Regions from separate parts of the Homo sapiens genome. Here all the other regions are linked to region 2. Evidence: read pairs that join two places in POLR2A ChIA-PET (ENCODE). Cell type or tissue: PC-9. All regions are shown on one strand.

Region 1 (5,000 bases), 290 kb after region 2:
GCTCAGCTAGAACTAAAGAGGGAATTCCAGGCAACACTTCGTTTTTGCCATTATTTCCCAATCATCTTCAGCTGTCCAAATGGGAGCTTTCCCTTCTTCCTATGTGCTACTTCATCTTTTCCTTATAACTTTGGATATCTCCAGAATAGCCCAGAACATTGCCATTCCCATGATAAGTGAACAACCTCCACTCTGTAACCCTGACATTTTGATATGGGAAGCACAAAATCTGGCCACTCAGTACAGTAATCACCTGAAAAGGTTTTGGACTTGGGTTAGTTCTGTCTCAAGTGCTATAGCACCCTGCTGCTAAAGTCCTGGACCAGCAGCACAGGCGTCACCTAGGAGCATTATTAGAAATGCAAAAATCGGCCGGGCACAGTGGCTCGCACCTGTAATCCCAGCACTTTGGGAGGCCAAGGAGGGCGGATCACGAGGTCAGGAGATCGAGACCATCCTGGCTAACACGGTGAAACCCTGTCTCTACTAAAAATAAAAAAAATTAGGCGGGTGTGGTGGCAGGCACCTGTAGTCCCAGCTCCTCGGGAGGCTGAGGCAGGAGAATGGCGTGATCCCAGGAGGTGGAGGTTGCAGTGAGTTGAGATCGCACCACTGCGCCCCAGCCTGGGCAACAGAGCGAGGCTCCGTCTCAAAAAAAAAAAAAAAATTAGCCAGGCTTGGTGGCACATGCCCATAATCCCAGCTACTCAGGAGGCTCAGGCAGGAGAGTCACTTGAACCCAGGAGGCGGAGGTTGCAGTGAGCCGAGATCGTGCCATTGCACTCCAGCCTGGGCAACAAGAGTGAAACTCCGTCTCAAAAAAAAAAAAAAAAAAGAAATGCAAAAATCTCATCTTAAGCCAGCTCAATCAGAATCTGCATCTTAACAATATCATTTTAACAACTTCCAATTCATTTGTACCTTCACCTCCTTGGCACTTGTCACTTAGAATTGACAACTGAAAGTAAAAAGACATGCAGAGCTAGCAGGGGTTGAGGTAAAGATGATGAGGACTTCATGGCAGATTGCTGGAGCTAAGAAAGGCAGTATGTCTATGAGTCTTTTCACTCATTCAGTAAGCATGCAGTTTCTGACCACATCCGACGCACTAGGCACTATGCTACCCCTGGGGGTGCAGGGATAAGTCTTCCGTTAGTAAATGTTACAAATAGCTAGAACAGAAGCAGCTATAAGGTGTTGTGGGGATTTCCTGTGCTTACAAGGGGCAAAGAAGACTTCACTAAGGAGATGTTTTTATTTTATTTTTTAAAATTTTTAATAAAAGAGATAGGAAGGAGATGCTTTTGAGGTAAATCCTAAAGGAAGACTACAAAGACATCAAGTACCAGGTAGGAGTAGAGAAGGGAGATACTTCTAGCAGGAAGAACAGCGTGGGCACATTTACACATCATCGTGTAGTAATCTTTGCCCATTCCTCTCTGAGAGAAGTGCACTTATAGAGTGACCAACTGTTCTGGTTTGTCCAGGCCATGGGACTTTCAGGACCAAAACCAGGAGAGTCCCAGGCAAACTGCAATGAGCTAGTCACTTCATCAAGTATCACTTTCAAATTTTAAGTCTCCCAGGTACAAGTTATGTTGGCACTGATACTACATAGTTTAAAGGATGAGCTTGGGAGAGTTGGGTTTGAGTCCTGGTTCCAGCACTCACCAGGTTAACCTTGGACAAGCTGATCAAAGCCTCCATTCTATCATCTGTAAATGGTAGTAATATCTGCCCCACTGGATTCTTTGGGAGAGTAAGCGATGGGAAAAAACACTCAGGACAATCCTCATTAGTACAGTGATGAGTAAAAAAAGAAGAAAAAACAGCACAACGCCAAGCACAAAATTAACATTCATTAAGTGATGATACCTAATGATCATACCTATTTATAGGATATGAAACATAAGTTGATCCAGCTGATGTGGAATGACTGGAATAAGGAAGTGAGGAGAGCAGCTGCACAGGCGCTTGGGCAAATGAGCCTCGGGAAAGAGGTGCACGACATAATCAGGTAAGACCCAGTCAACATGAGGAGACACTCTTCTAAATTCTTAGAAGTGTTTAGGAGGCAGGCTGGGCAAGGTGGCTCCCAACACTTTGGGAAGACGGGGTGGGCGGATCACGAGGTCAGGAGATCGAGACCATCCTGGCTAACACAGTAAAACCCTGTCTTTACTAAAAATACAAAAAATTAGCCAGGCGTGGTGGCACATGCCTGTCATCCCAGCTACTCGGGAGGCTGAGACAGGAGAATCGCTTGAACCTGGGAGGCGGAGGTTGCAGTGAGCAGAGATCGCGCCACTGCACTCCAGCCTGGCAACAGAGCAAGACTCCGTCTCAAAAAAAAAAAGTGCTTAGGAGGCCTGGGATCCAGCCACCCAGCATTTGTTGAGCTCCTCTGTACGGACCCTGGACCAGGTCCCACTGTAAAAAATTAACAGTCCCTACAAACTAACAATGTGGCTAGGGAAAGAAGCATTGAGTGCCCAGTAGGTGTGAGGCAATGGTTTCGGTGCTGGAGGGTGTTCAAAAGTATGACGCAATTCTGATGACCACATGCAAAATATACAAACACCTAATTAAAAATACCAAATCATTAAAAACTAGAACAAATGGCATATACCATAACTGCTGGAGCAGAAAAATGGAATACTCAGCGTGGCTAGAGGAGTAAGGCCAAGTTTCACAGAGGGTGGATAAGACTGCACAGGAGGCCCAGCCCAGTGGCACACGCCTGTAATCCCAATACTTTGAGACTCTGAAGCAGGAGGATCAATTGAGCCCAGGAGTTCGAGACCAGCCTGGGCAACATAGCAAGACCTTGCCTCTACTAAAAATTAAAAAAAAAAAAAAAAAAAATTGGCCGGGCGCAGTGGCTCACTCCTGTAATCCCAGCACTTTGGGAGGCCGAGGCGGGTGGATCACAAGGTCAGGAGATCGAGACCATCCTGACTAACATGGTGAAACCCTGTCTCTACTAAAAATACAAAAGGGCGTGGTGGCGGGCGCCTGTAGTCCCAGCTATTCGGGAGGCTGAGGCAGGAGAATGGCGTGAACCTGGGAGTTGGAGCTTGCAGTGAGCGGAGATCACGCCACTGTACTCCAGCCTGGGCGACAGAGTGAGACTCCGTCTCAAAAATAATAATAATAAAATAAAATAAAAAGTTAGCCAGTGTGGTGGTGTATGCCTGTAGTCCCAGCTACTTGGGAGGCTGAGGCAAGAGGACTGCCTGGGTCCAGGAAGTCCAAAGCTGTCATGAGCCATCATCATGCCACTGCATTCCAGCCTGGGCAACAGAGAAAGACCCTATCTCAAAAAAAAAAAAAAAAAAAAAAGAGAGAGAGACTGCATAGGAGCCGCAGAGTGGGTAAGTGCCTATAATCCCAGCTACTCAGGCTGAGGCAGGAGAATCACTTGAGGTCAGGAGTTCAAGACCAGCCTGGGCAACATAGCAAGACCCCATCTCTAAAAATAATTTAAGGCCGGGCGCGGTGGCTCATGCCTGTAATCCCAGCACTTTGGGAGGCCGAGGCGGGCAGATCACGAGGTCAGGAGATCAAGACCATCCTGGCTAACATAGTGAAACCCCATCTCTACTAAAAATACAAGAAAAACAAAATTAGCCAGGCGTGGTGGTGGGCGCCTATAGTCCCAACTACTCAGGAGGCTGAGGCAGGAGAATGGCGTGAACCCAGGAGGCGGCGCTTGCAGTAAGCCAAGATCCAGCCACTGCACTCCAGCCTGGGCAACAGAGCGAGACTCCATCTCAAAAAAATAATAAAATAAATAAAAATAATTTAAACAAACAAACAAAAAGACTGCATAGGCATTCCAGGCTGGAAGCCAAATGCAGACATAATCATGGCACACGTGAGGGCAATGGAGAAGAGAACTTGACTGTGAAAAGAGGTGCAAGTTGACATTTTCCTTTATTCAGTCATTCAGTGTAACTGAAAGCCCTGCATTACCTAATTACTGAACAGCTATGTATTAGGGATTCAAGTAAAGAAGACAATCGAGCTCTGTACCCAGTAAAACTTATCTCATGAGCATAAGGCTGAATGGGATTGACAGCCTACAGAACCCGGATTTTATCATGAGGGCATTAGTGGGGGTTGGGGGTTAGGTACTGAAAGTTTAAGGAGGTGAAAGGAAAGCAACTTGTGCCTTACAGGGTCAAGCTAGGTCAAGGAAATTCCCAGGAGCGTGTGGAAGCTCTCTACCTGATAGGTGAGCTCAAGCTTATGACCGCCAAGCTTCTCCCAAGCTTCCTGCACTGCTTCTCTGATGACTTCACAGCAGTTCGGCGGGCAGCCTGTTTGGCAGCTGGTGCCCTGCAGATCCGCGACAAGATGGTGAGTCAGGGAAACATATTCTCATCTTACCTGATTGACCTGAAGAGGGCATTACCTTCCCTGGTTGTGCACAGTATGCTCAACATTCTGTGGGGACACAGAATGAGAGATTGGAACTGGGAAGGGGGTGTATAAGCCACTTCAAACAGGACTGTTTCAGGGGCATCCAATCTTTTGGCTTCCCTGGGCCACAATGGAAGAATTGTCTTGGGCCACATATAAAGTACACTAACACTAACGATAGTTGATGAGCTAAAAAAAAAAAAAAAAGGTCCGTGCATAATTCTCATGGTTTTTTTGTTTGTTTGTTTGTTTGTTTTGAGACGGAGTCTCGCTCTGTGACCCAAGCTGGAGTGCAGTGGCGCCATCTCGGCTCACTGCAAGCTCCGCCTCCCAGGTTCACGCCATTCTCCTGCCTCAGCCTCCTGTGTAGCTGGGACTACAGGCACCTGCCACCACACCTGGCTAATTTTTTTGTGTTTTTAGTAAAGATGGGGTTTCACCGTGTTAGCCAGGATGGTCTCGATGTCCTGACTTCGTGATCCGCCCGCCTCGGCCTCCCAAAGTGCTGGGATTACAGGCGTGAGCCACCGCGCCTGGCATAAATCTCATGTTTTAAGAAAGTTTACAAATTTGTG
Region 2 (5,000 bases):
TTTTGACTTTTTGTAGAGCCAGGATCTCACTATGTTGCCCAGGCTGGTCTCAAACTCCTGGGCTAAAATGATCTTCCCACCTCGGCCTCCCAAAGTGCTGGGATTATAGGCATGAGCCACCATGCCTGGCCTCAATTTACTTTTTAAAACGGCTTTCTGGGATGTAATTCACATACCATCCAACTCACCCATATAAAGCTTACAATTCAGTGGGCTTTTTTTTTTTTTTTTTAGGTATATTCACAAAATTGTGCAACATTACCACAATCAATTTTAGAACATTTTCATAATTAATTTACTTTTAAAGGAAACTTTGCATCATTCTTATAAGTGGAAAACTTGAATTATTTGCCACAAATGGAAGGCAAAACAAAAATAAAGCAAAGAGAGCTGGGCAATGTTATTAAATGCTATCTAGCTAGCACTGCCTGTGAAGTATCTGAACTTGAGACTTCTCTCTTTGCCAAAAAGGGAGGATGGGAGGTATTGAAGAGTTGTTGAAGACACACCAGCACTAACCTGAGACTCTCTCTTTGACATAATCAGAAAAACAAAAAGAGAACTGAAAAGAAAAATTACTTTTTCAATATATAATTTAATGCCACATCTCTGAGCCATCCAAAATCATCTTAAGTCTACGTCCCCACCTGCCTCCTCCAGGTAATTTAAGTGGCTTGCCCAGTGTCACACAGCTAGGTAGTGGCAGACTAAGCCTAGAATTCAGGCTTCTTAACTGCTAATGCTATGTCCTTTCCACTACGTCATAGTCCTCTTTGCAATCATTATTTTAAATTAGGTCAAGTGCCTAATGTGTATGCTAGGCAGCCCTGTTACAGATTTATAAAGCATAAATTTTACAGCTAGAAGGCACATCAGAAACAATCTAATCTAACTCATTTCATTTTACAGATGAGAAAACCAATAAGTTTGTTCTCTTAAGCATGTTTAGAATTGCCTGTCAGTCAATTGGCTGGAACATACAACCAACAATATAGCTATAAACAGCCCAGAATTACAATGATCTTTCTCTGGTCTCAGCCTTAAACCAAACTTCCGGATATCTCAGCCCTGTCACCAGGTCCTGGTTTAGCCTCAGTCTTGCTCTTTAATTTGGTCTGTTCTCACTTCTACATGAGTAGTTTCCCCTTGACCTAAACTGCCTAGGTGGCTTTAAGGATCACAGGGGTGAGGGGAATTCGTTGGTGGATTGAAGGAGTGTGTTATATGAGAAAGAAATGAGAGCTTGTCAAGAACTGTGGAGGGTTTAAGATTTTATCCTACTTGCAGGCTAACAAGTGAGCCTGCCGCAGTTTCATGGATGCTGGCAGAAAACACAAGACTTCTAGGTGTGTCTGAAACAAAAGGTCTTATTTGCTCATAGCAATAGCAATAGCAATAGCAAAAATACTGACATTTTCTTGTGCTCATTTCCTGAGTCCCAGTTCCCAAAGACAATGCAAAGGGGGCCAGGTGACATCTGTACACACAGCAAAGCATATCACAAGAGAGCACAGCTTTAAGCTTGGGGAACCAGAATCTTTTTTTTTTTTTTTTTTTTTTGAGTCAGCATATTGCTCTATTGCCCAGGCAATCATAGCTCACTGCAACCTCAAACTCCTGGGCTCAAGCAGTCCTCCTGCCTCTGCCTAGGTGTGAGCTGAAGCATCCTGCTCAGAATCTTAGCTAATGGACAGTAAGCATGCTTTACTTTGTTCTGGGAAAGCAGCTCTGTTAAAAAGTTGGTTTGAAACAAAGGGCAGTGACTCCGCTCACAAGGCATGCAGACATGGGAGAGACCCACGGAGAATTGTCTTCCAACAAGTGTTATGTACGTGCAGTCTGTGGAAAGTGAGCTCATGGTTCTCTGCCATACTGGAAAGCACAGGGTGAGGAAGATGGAGAACCAGAAGCCCAAGTCCACTAGTGCTTTCTGTTCTATATTGATTCTTATTGGTTTCAGTAATGGAAAGAGCATTTGGAGGCTTGCTTGTGGATTTTGACACGTCTTATTTTTTGATGTATACAGCCCTCAATTCACAGCCTTGACTGGGTTTAGACAATTCAAATCATTCCTTTGCATAGCTATTAGAAAACCCTAGAAGCTCCAAAAATTCACAATTGGGAGAAAGAATATAACCTCCCAAATGTTATCTGCTTCCTGAAAATAATGCACGCTGGGAGAACCCAGGGTGGCCCCACTGCAGTTGGTTTTGGAATGTTCATTCATCTCTTGCATCATATTTATCAATACCTAAAATAAATGTGCTAAGATCTAACAGTCACCATGATGCAGTCACCAAGATTCCTGACTTGGTCTAGTTTCTCATCTGAAATGAGGACTACATGGGCCATGAAGTAAGGTGTTATTTGTTATGTGGGGTCCACATCTGAGGCAGATATTTTGCGTCTATAACCAAGACCTTGAATCCAGGCCTCTGGCTGTCAGGAATAATGGCTGTTCGTTTTATTCCTCTGCCTGGAGAAGAATAAATTCCTAGGCTAAAGAAAGGCCAAAGCAACTGAGGACAGGAGCTCATAGATACTGCTGGAACCATACCAGGACCTGGGATGTGGTCCACAGAGGAATTCTGTGGCATTCCATAGGTCCTCAGGCTCTTTGCAACCAACTCAGATGGGAGTTAACCTGTTGACTGGACTCAGGCAATGAGTTCCTGGCAGGTGAGTCAGTGGCCACACCCTCCAACTGGGGGCAAAGGGCAAAAATTATGTCAGTAAAACAAGGCCAAGCACAATGGTGCAGGGCAAAGGCCATTTGAGTGGGATATCTTTAGCTGGTGATTCTAAAAGAGTGATATGGGAACCACAGATGTTCCCGCAGATGTGGTAGGCTTCTCTAGATAAATATAAATATAAATATAAATATAAATATAAATATAGAACTGGCTATCCAAAGAGGTCCTTCTAGCTCATTGCCTCCTGGAGAACTCTACTTGGAATTGGGAAGTAAAAGGGGATAAATTAGAGGGATCATGGAGTCTTTTGCCCTGTCCAAGCAATCCATAAACTATTGCTTTTATGCACCGTTCCTTGGTGCTATCGTGAAGAATTTCAGTTCATGAAGATCCCTGAAGATCTGCAGCCCCTTATGGACTCTATACTGTCACACACCTGGTTGCTGTAATCCCCAGATATTACCACACCCAGAAGAGGAAGACTTCCTTCTTCCTAAAAGAAGCTGTGGGCCCTAAAGTAATCTCAGGAATGCCCAGCAACCTCTTGGCCTATGAACCCAAAAGACACCTCCCACATTATGCTAAGACTGATGTCCAAGGACCACCATTTATTACTGGCAGAGAACTGTGAAAATACTTCCTCCCCACTGTGCGGTGGGCTCTAACCTTTGAGCTGTGCCTGCCAATAAATATTCACCTATCTCAGACAGGAAAAAGCACCCTGTGTGGGGTGAAAGAACTGGGATCCGTGGCCAACCTGGGTCCCAGAAATGCCATGCAGTTTGCCTTGATGCTTGGGTTTGTGTTTTTCTATCCATTGTGAAAGACTGATTTACAAACTCTGGGTGGTTGTACAGGCTTGCTGGGCTCCTGCGGTCGTTGAATGCACAGAATTTCCACAGCAGCTTTGGACAGCTGACTCCGCTTTACTTTTGTTAACTGTTTCTAGACTTGGCCTCCACGCTGTGGCCTGCGAGGCTAACAAGTCTGAGAAGAAGCTTCAAGAAAGAATATGTGAATTAGAGTTCATCCATAAGCCAGGGGCCCGCAATCAGACTGTACTTTCAAGATACTGTCTCAGGGCCAGGCACGGTGGCTCATGCCTGTAATCCCAGTGTGTTGGGAGGCCAAGGCAGGCAGATCACTCAAGGTCAGTTCGAGAGCAGCCTGGCCAACATTATGAAACCCCATCTCTACTAAAAAAAAAAACAAAACTAAAAAAATTAGCTGAGGCAGGAGAAGCATTTGAACGCAGGAGGCAGAGATTGCAGTAAGCCAAGATTGCATCACTGCACTCCAGCCTGGGTGACAGAGTGAGACTCTGTCTCAAAAAAAAAAAAAAAAAAAAGGATACTGTCTCAGAGTTTGGGACTCAAGCCATTGACTTTCTAGTTGCTTGTTACTTTGGAAACCTTCTGGTGACCCAGCATCCTGGGACATTTCTTGGCCCACCTAATTTGACTTTCTGCTCAGGCTCTTATATGAAAACCAGGGCTTCTAATACCTGGCAAAAACACTTCACAGAGAACACCACATTTAGAAGACATCCCTGCATTAGTTTTCTATGGCTACTGTAACAAATTACCAGTTTTATATGGCTACTGTAACAAATTACCACCAACTTGGCAGCTTAAAACAACACAGACTTTTTACTTTACAGTTCTGTAGGTCAAAAATCCAATGCAGGTTTACCAGGCTAACATCAAGGTGCTGGCTAGATTGTGTTCCTTTCTGGGGCTCCAGGGAATTTGTTTCCTTGCCTTTTCTGGCTTCCAGAAACTACCTGCATTTCTTGGGTCATGACCCCTTTTCTCCATCTTCAAAGCCAGCAATGCTGTATGTCTTCAACTATTCATTCTTCCATAATTACATCTCCCTCTGACTCTGATTCCTCTTCTGCCTCTTGGTTCCACTTTTAAGGACACTTGTGATTACAATGAACCTACTTCAATAATCCAAGATAATCGCTTTATTTTTTATGCATTTATTTTTTGGGGAAGGGAAGTCTGGTTGAATAACTGCCTTATTTTAAGGTCAGCTAATTAGCAAATCTTAATTGCATCTGCAACCTTAATTTCCCTTTTGTCATGAAACCTAATATATTCATTAGGATATGAACATTTGTGGGAAGATCTTTATTCTGCCTACTGCAGTTCCCTTCTGAATTACTTTTGGACAATCAGAGGTAAATAAATGTAAAGACTTGCTGTGTCTGTCTTCCCAGCCAGACTGTGTTTGGGGAGGGTCAAGCCTTTTAATTTAGATTATATATATTTTTTTGAGATGGAGTTTCACTCTTATTGCCCA
Region 3 (5,000 bases), 51 kb before region 2:
GAGGCTGAGGCAGGAGGATCGCTTAAACCCAGGAATTCCAAGTTGCAGCTAGCTATGATCTCATCACTACATTCCACCCTAGGTGCCAGAGTAAGACTTTGTCTCAAAAAAAGAAAAAAAAAAAAAAAAAAAGCCAGGCACTGTGGCTCAAACCTGTAATCCCAGAACTTTGGTAGGCCAAGAGGTAGGAAGATCGATTGAGCCCAGGAGTTCAACACCAGCCTAGGCAACATGGCAAAACCCACCTCTACAAAAAATTTTAAAAATTAGCCTGGTGTGATGTGTGTGCCTGTTGTCTCAGCTGCTTGACAGACTGAGGTGTGAGGATCACTTGAGCCCAGGAGGGCGAGGCTGCAGTGAGCTGTGTTTGCACCACTGCACTCCAGCCTGGGCAACAGAATGAGATTCTGTCTCTTAAAAAAAAAAATGCATAATAAATATAAATACTTGGCCGAGCGCAGTGACTCACGCCTGTAATCCCAGCACTTTGGGAGGCTGACGTGGGCGGATCACAAGGTCAGGAGATCAAGACCATCCTGGGTAACACGGTGAAACCCCGTCTCTACTAAAAATACAAAAAAATTAGCTGAGCGTGGTGGGGGCGCCTATAGTCCCAGCTACTCAGGAGGCTGAGGCAGGAGAATGGCATGAACCCGGGATGCAGAGCTTGCAGTGAGCAGAGATTGCACCACTGCACTCCAGCCTGGGCGACAGAGCAAGACTCCATCTCAGAAATAAATAAATAAATAAAATAAATATAAATACTTAATCTAATATGTTTGTATACTCATTCATTAAATTATTTTTTAGTTTTTTCATTCATTAAATTATTTTTAAATGAAAATAACCTCGTATGATAGCAAATTACTCAGGAGAAATCATTCAAGTTTGACCAACCTGCATGGTATATGACACTTAGTGCAACATCAAAGATTATTTGATGCTAAATAAAACATTTTTCCATGGAGGTGATAATTGTTCATAATGACACAAATTCAAACCCAAACATACATCCTAAAGAGATAACAGAACAAAGTAAGAGATAAAAACCACACCTGGCTGGGCTCGGTGGCTCATGCCTGTAATCCCAGCACTTTGGGAGGCTGAGGCAGGCGGATCACATGAGGTCAGGAGTTCGAGACCAGCCTGGCCAACATGGTGAAACCCTGTCTCCACTAAAAATACAAAATACAAAAATACAAATACAAATACAAAAAATTAGCCGGGCATGGTAGCGAGCGCCTATAAACCCAGCTACTCAGGAGGCTGAGGCAAAAGAATGGCTTGAACCTGGGAGGCAGAGGTTGCAGTGAGCCCAGATCACGTCACTATACTCCAGCCTGGGTGACAGAGCAAGACTCTGTCTCAAAAAAAAAAAAAAAAAAAAAAAAAAAAAAAAAATGCTGTAACCGAATCCTGTGAAACTCAAGCTTAAATAAATGCTTTTTCAGAAAAATTGAGCATTTAGAAAAAGGTCATATTTGTGCCTATTACAAGGTGGGTTCTCTGGAAAGCAAACCCTGATGGGGAGTTTGGTATGCAGGATGTCTATTAGGGAATACCTTTTGAATCAATACCTATCGGAGGAAGAGGAAGAAAGCAGGACTGGGCAACAGGAGAAGCTGAACTCCCCGGGGAGCTTGGAACTAACATGGCCAGTCAGAGTTGTCCTCTGTTGGACCTGAATTTTCTCCCACTCCTTTTAGTTAAAGTCACTGTGGGTAATGTATCTCAAAATTGCAAAGCAAAATTTTCTCCCCTGTACCTCCTATTGGTATGACTGATCTCTTTAGGGGCTTGAATGCTATAAGCTATTTCACTGCTATTAAATAAAAGCTTATTTATTTATTTATTTACTTTAATTTTTTTTGAGATGGAGTCTTGCTTTATCACCCAGGCTGGAGTGCAGTGGCGGGATCTTGGCTCACTGCAACCTCTGCTTCCCAGGTTCAAGTGATTCTCCTGCCTCAGCCTCCCAAGTAGCTGGGACTACAGGCACCCACCACCATGCCTGTATTTTTGTATTTTTAGTAGATACGGGGTTTTACCATGTTGGCCAGGCTGGTCTTGAACTCCTGACCTCAAGTGATCCACCTGCCTCAGCCTCCTAAAGTGTTTGGATTACAGGCATGAGCCACTGCACCCGGCTATATTTCTTCCTCCACTTCTGCCAGTAAAATTTAGCTCCACTAGCCTACATTTTACATATAATGCTGACTAATGAAATCCAGAGCCTGACCTTAAAAATGCTAAGTCTTCAAAATTAACAAAAAGAGTCCCAGAAAGAGATGAATGAGATTTCTTCTCTCCCCTGCAGTTACTGATGAAGAGCGACATTTCTGTATCATAAAATCATTTCAAAGACTCTAACCGTATAAGGTGTTAAATTAAGAACATTTATATGATTACCAAGTTGTATGGATATTTATAAATGTGATCAACATGTTTTTGTTCCCCATTAATGTATCTGTCCTTTGAAGTACAATTTCAGAAAAGAGAGCTTGAAAACTCTTAGAGGTTTAGAAATTCTTGCATGCCAAGTGAAAATAACCTTGAAAGAAAAACTTTTGAAGATTGGCTGTTGTATCGTTATCTATTGCTACAAACAAATTACCCCCAAAACTTAGTGGTTTAAAACAATGAACTTTTCCGTGGCTCACGCTTGTAATCCCAGCACTTTCTGGGGGCCAAAGTGGGTGGATCACGAGGTCAGGAGTTCGAGACCAGCCTGGCCAACACAGTGAAACCCCGTCTCTACTAAAAATACAAAAATTAGCTGGGTGTGGTGCCGGGCGCCTGTAATCCCAGCTACTCAGGAGGCTGAGGAAGGAGAATCACTTGAACCCAGGAGTCAGAGGTTGCAGTGAGCCAAGATTGTGCCACTGCACTCCAGCCTGGGTGACAGAGCTAGACTCCATCTCAAAAAACAAACAAACAAACAAACAAAAACTATGAACTTTTATTGTATTATCTCAGAGTTTTGAAGGATCAGGAAGCCATGCACAGTTTAGCTGGGTGATTCTGGCTCAAGGTCTCTGTAATCAAGCTGCCAGTCTGGGCTGGGCTGTGGTCTCATAAGAAGACTCAGCTGGGGAAGAATCCACTTCCAAGCTTGCTTTCTTTTCTTTCTTTTTTTTTTTTTTTTTTTTTTTGAGACAGTCTTGTTCTGTTGCCCAGGCTGGAGTGCAGTGGCACAGTCTCAGCTCACTCAAGCTATTCTCATGCCTCGGCCTCCCAAGTAGCTGGAATTACAGGCACATGCTACCATGCCTGGCTAATTTTCTTATTTTTAGTGGAGACAGGGTTTCGCCATGTTGGCCAGGCTGGTCTCAAACTCCTGGTCTCAAGTTACCTGCCCACCTTGGCCTCCCAAAGTGCTGGGATTATGCATGAGCCACCGCGCCTGGCATAGGATGTATTCTTAAATCGTATAAATATTGTATTTAAAAAACTGTAGTAATCAAGGCATTGTGCTGTTGATGCAAGGATAAATAGATCAATGGAAGAGAAGAGTCTTGAAATAAACCCTTCCTACATTATAGTTAATTGATTTTTTACAAAGGGGTCAAGACAACTCAGTAGCAAAATGATAATCTCAATAAATGATGCCGGCGCAATTGGATATCCATACACCAAAAAACAAAAGCAAAGCCCTGGAAAACAAAAACAACAAAAAGAAACTTGAATCTTTGCTCACACCAAATACAAAAATTAATTCAAAATGGATTATAAACCAAAACCTAAGAGGTAAAAATATAAAACTCAAAAAAAGACACCAAAAGCAGAAACCATAGAAGAAAATGTGATAAATTAGAATTTATCAAAATTTAAAATATAAAGTACCTTAAGAAAATGAAAGGGCCATGGGTGGTGGCTCACACCTGTAATCCCAACACTGGGAGGTCAAGGCGGGCAGATTGCTTGAGTTTAGGATTTCTGTACCAGCCTGGGCAACATAGGGAGACCTTGTCTCTACTGAAATTCAAGAAATAATTATTAATAGCTGGGTGTGGTGGTACAGGCCTGTAGTCCCAACTTACTCAGCAGGCTATGGTGGAAGGATCACTTGAGCCTGGGAGGTTGAGGCTGCAGTGAGCCTTGATCATACCACTACCCTCCAGCCCGGGCAACAGACTGTGACTCTCTCTCAAAACCAAAAAAAAAAAATGAAAATGAAAAGATAAGCCACAGACTGGAAGAAAATATTTGCAAATCATACATCTGATAAAAGGCTTATATTGAAAACACATAAAGAACTCATAACTCAATAGTATGAAGATAATTATGAGATATGGCTGCTGAATGTCTGAATAAGAAAACAAAAAAACAAGGATATATGAAGACAATCAACCGAATTAAAAAATGGTCCCAGGAGAGGCGGAGCTTGCAGTGCGCCGAGATCGTGCCACTGCACTCCAGCCTTGGCGACAGAGCAAGATTCCATCTCAAAAAAAAAAAAAAAAATGGTCCCAGGGGCTGGGTGCGGTGGCTCACACCTGTAATCCCAGCACTTTGGGAGGCTGAGGCAGGTGGATCACTTGAGGTAAGGAGTTCCAGACCAGCCTGGCCAACATGGTAAAACCCCCTCTCTACTACAGAAAAATACGAAAATTAGCTGGGCGTGGTGGTGCACACCTGCAGTCATAGCTACTGGGGAGGCTGAGCTAGGAGAATCACTTGAGCCCAGGAGGCAGAGGTTGCAGTGACCCAAGATCAGGCCACTGCCACTCCAGCCTGGGTGACAGAGTAAGACTCCATCTCAAAAAAAAATTTTTTTTAATGGTCCCAGTCCAGTGCGGTGTCTCACGCCTATAATCCTAGCACTTTGGGAGGTCAAGGTGGGAGGATCACTTGAGGTGAGGAGTTCAAGACCAGCCTGGGCAACATAAGATTCCTCTCTCTACAAAAAATGTTAAAAATTGGCCAGATGTGGTGGCACGTGATTGTAGTCCCAGCTACTGGGGAGGCTGAGACAGGAAGATCACTTGAGTCCAGGAGGT

What was found. ChIA-PET counts read pairs that join two places held together with the same protein. Peaks named below come from ENCODE experiments on the same cell type or tissue, not always from the same donor. Only the 100,000 strongest peaks of a DNase experiment are listed, where the experiment ranks them.
Region 1: POLR2A ChIA-PET joins it to region 2 with 9 read pairs; 3 of 35 experiments call an interaction of 5 or more read pairs at or near these places.
Region 3: POLR2A ChIA-PET joins it to region 2 with 5 read pairs; 26 of 35 experiments call an interaction of 5 or more read pairs at or near these places.

What each region holds. Positions count from the first base shown.
Region 1 is chr14:73,499,912-73,504,911 of GRCh38, reverse strand. HEATR4 (HEAT repeat containing 4) reads left to right here. Exons shown (of 18, transcript NM_001220484.1): 11 at 1,899-2,017; 12 at 4,182-4,362. It also overlaps a transcript of ACOT1 not described here. Among named protein-coding and RNA genes, the nearest start is that of RIOX1, 11 kb to the right of the region's middle. In PC-9, no CTCF peak of the experiment used is centred here; a DNase peak (open chromatin) is centred at 4,311.
Region 2 is chr14:73,793,836-73,798,835 of GRCh38, reverse strand. All of the region lies in intron 2 of MIDEAS-AS1 (MIDEAS antisense RNA 1), which reads right to left. Among named protein-coding and RNA genes, the nearest start is that of MIDEAS-AS1, 9.0 kb to the right of the region's middle. RefSeq lists enhancers at 517-636, 1,985-3,184. In PC-9, no CTCF peak of the experiment used is centred here; a DNase peak (open chromatin) is centred at 2,665; H3K27ac peaks cover 2,967 bases.
Region 3 is chr14:73,844,369-73,849,368 of GRCh38, reverse strand. No RefSeq gene overlaps it. Among named protein-coding and RNA genes, the nearest start is that of PTGR2, 5.0 kb to the left of the region's middle. In PC-9, no CTCF peak of the experiment used is centred here; a DNase peak (open chromatin) is centred at 38.